2 separate regions of the Homo sapiens genome follow, and region 1 is linked to region 2. The links are chromatin loops, found by intact Hi-C in ENCODE. Cell type or tissue: adrenal gland. All regions are shown on one strand. Links, peaks and the distances in the headings refer to the core of each region. The heading gives the core; the rest is flanking DNA.

Region 1 (2,914 bases), core at 99-2,598, 160 kb after region 2:
CTACTCCTCCCTTTGCACAGATTCTACCTGTGACTCGGTCTCCAGGCTTCCTTTGGGTTGACTTGGCTGAGTGACATCTGGCCCAGCACTCCGGGGCCATGCAAAGACCTTGGGGTGTGCTCCTCCCCCAGCATCTGGAATGTTATTGCTCCGTCTGCTCTGCTGTGGTCCCTCCAGTGGGCCACTGGCTCGGTCAGCTTTCCCAGTCTCTCCATAGCAGGTTTTGACCGCATCTTCAAACTGGAGTAGTCAATACTGTATGTGACAAGGGAATACTGTGTGTGACAAGGAAAGTTTTAAGGCTCATGACTGTAATCCCAGCACTTTGGGAGGCAGAGGCAGGTGGATCACCTGAGGTCAGGAGTTCAAGACCAGCCTGGCCAACATGGTGAAACCCTGTCTCTACAAAAATACAAAAATTATCTGCGCACGATGGCAGGTGCCTGTAATTCCAGCTACTCGAGAGGCTGGGGCAGAAGAATTGCTTGAACCCAGCAGGCAGAGGCTGCAGTGAGCCGAGATCATGCCACCATGCCATTGCACTCCAGCCTGGGCGACAGAGTGAGACTCCATCTCAAAGAAAAAAAAAAAGCAACTACTGTTCCAGATTCCCAAGTTTCTGGTTAAAACTGCCTTCTCCTTTCTCTTCTCAGTGTATTTGTCACTAAAGAAAGACACCTTCTCACCTACATTGTACCTCACATTGCTCCAAGGTGGAAACACTTGTCAGGTGCCAAAGAGGCAGTCTGACAACTTCAAAACCTCATAATACATTATCAAGATGTGTAATATATTTGTGTTGTTTGTAGCAATGCTGTGTTGATATTAATTATAGTTCCCATGATTTGAGGGAGCCAAAAAATATTTTTTAAAATAGTGATAATTCTATCCCAAAGAAAAATTGTTAATACTTAGCCTTTGAAGGTCTCAGGAAATGAGACATTTTAATTTTCAATTTACATTTGTATTTTTGTGGCAAGAGTCATGGTAGAGTGGTAAATAAAAGACTTTCAGCATAAAAGTATATTACAAATTGATGGGGGAAGGAACGGAAATATGAAGAGAAAAAGGAAAGATGAATGATTCTGACTGTTAAGGAAGAACTTGTTCATGTATTTTTAAAAAATGGGTGACAGTATCAAATTGTGTTGTGTATATGTCATTGGATATATTTAAAACAATGATGTAATCGTTTTATTTTTAAATGTTACTATTTGCGATATGCCAGCCCTCGCAACTATTTTTAATTATGGTGAAAATGTTTTATGCCCACTTAGAAAATGTACAAGGGTTACATGGTTTTCCAGAAATTATTTTAGAGAATACCCAAGCACAAAGTTAATTAGTTCTATGTTGGAGGAAAAAGATGTTCGCAGTGACGTCCCTGTGATTCCTGGGCTTGCCGTTTGCGCCCTCTGCCGGTGTTCTGAGATTTTGCTTTTTAGACAGCGAAACTGTCCTTTGCTCTATCCTTTGCTAACTGTGGTCAAAATCTCCCCACCAGGAGGGCCTGACAAGAGCCAGGCGGCCTGTGATGGCCTCAGGAGCCTGTTGTGCATTTGAATGATCCATCGCAGCATGCAGGTCACAGAATCAACGGGTCCCTGTCTTGGAGCTGGGTGACAGTGGAACACACTCTTGGTCTAAGTTCTGAACTTACACAATCTTCTTTTGCTGACTGATCTAGTGATGAGTTTCTTAGCCTTGGAAATATTAATAATTCTAGAAGAGCTACTGTCAAAAAGAGCCATATTCTGGAGAATATTGGAAGAGATTTATTCTGAACCAAATATGAGGATCACAACTTGTGACACAGCCCCATGAGGTCCTGAGAATATGTGCCCAAGGTGGTTGGGTCACAGTGTGATTTTATACATTTTAGGGGGAGAGAACTTGCAGACATCAATCTATATATTTAAGGTGTACATTGGTTCTGTATGGAAAGACAGGATAACTCAAAGAGGGGAGTGAGAGCTGGGAGTGATGGAGGTGGATTGAGGCTTCCAGGTCATAGGTGGATTCCAAGATTTTCTGATTGGCAATTGGTTGAAAGAGTTAAGTTATGATCTAAAAACCTGGCATCAATAGAAAGGAGTGTCTGGAAATGGGGGTTGTGGAGATCAAGTTTCTGTTCATGCAGAGGAAGCCTCCAGGAAGCGGGCTTTAGAGCTCTTATCAGGCCTGAAAAGGTACCAGACTCTTAATCTCTCCTGGACCAGGAAAAAGACCTGGAAAGGGAGGGGGATTCTCTACAGGATACAAATTTCCTCTACAAGAGACAGCTTTGCAGGGCCATTTCAAAATATGTCAAAAAATATATATTCTGGGGCTGGGCATGGTGCCTCACACCTGTAATCCCAGCAGTTTGGGAGGCCTATGCGGGTGGATCACTTGAGGTCAGGAGTTCAAGACCAGCCTGGCCAATATGGTGAAACTCCATCTCTACTAAAGATACAAAAATTAGCCAGGCATGATGGCACGCACCTGTAATCCTAGCTACTCAGGAGGCTGAGGCAGGAGAATTGCTTGAACCCGGGATGCAGAGGTTGCAGTGAGCTGAGATCACACCATTACACTCCAGCCTGGGTGATAAGAGTGAAACTCTGTCTCAAAAAAAAAAAAAAAAAAAAAAAAAAAATATATATATATATATATATATATTCTGGAATAAAATACATTGATTTCTTTCGGGGCCTGCTATCTGTCATGTGATGCTATACTAGAGTCAGATTGGAATTTGGTACCTATAAAGACATTGTTTTGTCAGTCTTAAGATCTTTATCTTATTTTTTTTATTATTATTTATTTTTATTTATTTATTTATTTTGAGACGGAGTTTTGCTCTTGTTGCCCAGGCTGGAGTGCAGTGGCCTGATCTTGGCTCATTGCAACCTCTGCCTCCTAGGTTCAAGCA
Region 2 (2,914 bases), core at 113-2,612:
CATAAAGAGTTCAGTGCCTAGATGGTGACAAGTCTGAATTAGTCAGCTGGCACCTCCCCCAGGAGAGCTGAGTAGAAGGGGAAGAGAAATGAGGCTCACACTCAGCTGCCCTTTTCCAAGAAATGATGTATGCTTCACCTGGACGCAGCTAAGCCATTGCCTCTGCACACTTCTCTTAGATTCCTAGCAAGTCACTTCACCCTTTTAAAATTGTGGATAAGTGGAGTTTTAACACCCTGATACTCTGGGCCCAGGTCCAAAATGTCTAGAGATAAGTAAGTTAAACATTCTTTTTTCTTTCTTTTTTTTTGGAGACGGAGTCTTGCTCTGTCACCCAGGGTGGAGTGCAGTGGCACAATCTTGGCTCACTGCAACCTCTGCCTCCCGGGTTAAAGCAATTCTCCTGCCTCAGCCTCCCTAGTAGCTGGGACTACAGTCACGTACCACCACACCCAGCTAACGTTTGTATTTTTAGTAGAGATGGGGTTTCACCATGTTGGCCAGGCTGTTCTCGAACTCCGGAACTCAGGCAATCCACCTGCCTTGGCCTCCCAAAGTGCTAGGATTACAGGCGTGAGCCACTGCGCCCGGCCCATTCTTTTTTCAATAACCCTTAAGCCTCCAACTGTAGCAAAAAAAAAACAAAAATAAAAACAAAAACAAAAACAAAAACAAAAACAAACCAAAAAACCCTTGAAAACATACCCCAACTTGGCCCACCTTACATATAGAAAGAAAACAAAAAGTTCCTACCTCACTCTTAACAGACAGGGCTGGGTTTTGAAATCTGGTGTTCATCTCTGCTTACTGGACCAACGCAGTCTGTGAACTACCAGAAAAATCAACAGGGCCTTTCTCCTCAGCACAGCTTGGTATTTCTGAGAAAACCCAAATGATTTCAAATGCAACTGGTATCTCCAATTCCACTAAGGCTGGGATACTGTAAGATGAGCCAAACCCCTTTCAAATTTTTGTTGTTGTTGTTGTTGAGATGGAGTCTCGCTCTATTGCCCAGGCTGGAGTGCAGTGGCATGATCTTGGCTCACTGCAACCTCCACCTCCCGGGTTCAAGTGATTCTCCTCCCTCAGCCTCCCGAGTAGCTGGGACTACAGGTGCGTGCCACCATGCCTGGCTAATTTTTGTATTTTTAGTAGAGACAGGGTTTCACCATATTGGTCAGGCTGGTCTTGAACTCCTGACCTCGTGATTCCCCTGCCTCAGCCTCCCGAAGTGCTAGGATTACAGGTGTGAGCCACTGCGCCGGCCCCCTTTCAAATTTTAAACAAAACATAAACACAACTATTACCATTGCCTTTTCCAAGCCCATTCTTCACTGATATGGTCAATATTTTCAATGTTATATCCTCAGTTGAACGGCTGAGGGCACCACAGACACAATTGCCTTCCTCATTCCATCTTAACTTTAATTACGGATTTCCTCTTTCATCTCAAAATACGCAAACTGCTTTGAGAAGGCAGCTATCATGAGGGCCTCTTTGCAAGCCCATCCCTATAATGACTAATCACCAAAGATAAACTTTATCAGGTAGTGAACTTTGGAGGAAAAAAACTCAAGCCTAATAAAATATCCCTCACCAAAGCTGTTGTACCAGAGTTCTTGCCTTCACCTCTGTGGTAAGCTGATTTCATGCACATTCAAGAACAAAGCTGTAAGTGACAAGGAAAGTCCAATACCAAAAGGATCAAAGGGCTAACCCTTTGATCAGACAGCTCAGAATTCTGCAATCAAGTTCTACGCTGTTTTAATCTCTTAGACCAGAGATCAGCAAACTTTTCTGTAATAATTTAGGCTCTGAGGGCCATTCAGCCTCTGTTGCAACTACTCAGCTCTGTCACTGTCCCATGAAAGCAGCTGTGGATGATTAAACAAGTGGGTGTGGCTGTGTTCCAATAACTTCAGTGACAAAAACGGGTAGCTGGCCAGCAGGCTGTGGTTCACTGACCCTGTCTTAGACTCTACAAGTTAATGTAGAGTCCTGCTAGAATATGCATCTGGCAGCCATCAGGCCAGGACCAGACTGAATGGCACTCATGGGTTATAGGGACTCACCTTGACAAGCACAGCGGCTACAATACCCAGGAAAGTGAGCAACAGGAGACCGAGTTTTTCTTTGTTGAACCGTTTCAAGAGAAAAAATTTTCCCCAATCCACCTTTGACTGGCTGTTGGGAGGATATCTGAGTTTGTTAGCACCTTCTCTCTTTAAACTTTTTAATAAACAGGGACGCTGATGAGAAAAAGTATCAAAACTATGTTTTCCGTGATAAGCTCCCATCCCACTGGAACCTGAAATAAAGGGAACAGACAAAACAAGCTTCACTGTAGATGATGCAAGCTACTTCTGTCTAACAACGACCGGGAAAGCTCACATGCACTCCCTGCTGCCTGGGAACCCCACTGAACATCTCTGCCAGCTGAAGTATCTCTTTTCAGGAAGTCCTTACCAACTTCCCTGGAAAAGTCAATTTCCCTGTCAAACAGGATGCTTTCCATGAGCAAGACAAGGACTTGCACCTCTTCTAGAGCTGTGGCTCTCATTTATGCCAGGGACTGTGCTAAGAGTTAAATCATTCTCTTAAGATAATTCTCACCACAATCCCACTTGGTGAATTATCAGCAGCCTCATTTCCAGAGAGGGAAAGGGAGCTTACAGGGTCAGTTAACCTGCCCAGGGTCACACGGCTGCTAAGTGGCAAAGCCAGAACCCGAACCTGGATCAGACTCTAAATGCTATATGTGCTCTCTTCCCACCATCCCATGTGGCTTCATTCATCCATGGCCCCACACACCCACTTGCTTTCTCAAAGCCTGTGGAAAGTAAGACAGGGCAACAAGGTTGCACAGCTGGATGATAATAAGCAAGTGTAAATCTCTGCCCTCCACAAAGCCATG

What was found. Peaks named below come from ENCODE experiments on the same cell type or tissue, not always from the same donor. Only the 100,000 strongest peaks of a DNase experiment are listed, where the experiment ranks them.
Region 1: it touches region 2 in a loop (2.1-fold over the local background); 8 of 110 quality-filtered maps call a loop at or near these places.

The regions. Positions count from the first base shown.
Region 1 is chr17:19,512,584-19,515,497 of GRCh38, reverse strand. No RefSeq gene overlaps it. Among named protein-coding and RNA genes, the nearest start is that of TRW-CCA2-1, 5.9 kb to the right of the region's middle. In adrenal gland, for the core only: CTCF peaks have their summits at 1,223 and 1,423 (motif pointing left); a DNase peak (open chromatin) is centred at 1,577; H3K27ac peaks cover 547 bases.
Region 2 is chr17:19,671,115-19,674,028 of GRCh38, reverse strand. It overlaps ALDH3A2 (aldehyde dehydrogenase 3 family member A2), which reads right to left. Exons shown (of 10, transcript NM_000382.3): 9 at 2,073-2,308. Among named protein-coding and RNA genes, the nearest start is that of ALDH3A2, 24 kb to the right of the region's middle. In adrenal gland, for the core only: a CTCF peak has its summit at 1,383 (motif pointing right); a DNase peak (open chromatin) is centred at 1,989; H3K27ac peaks cover 2,256 bases.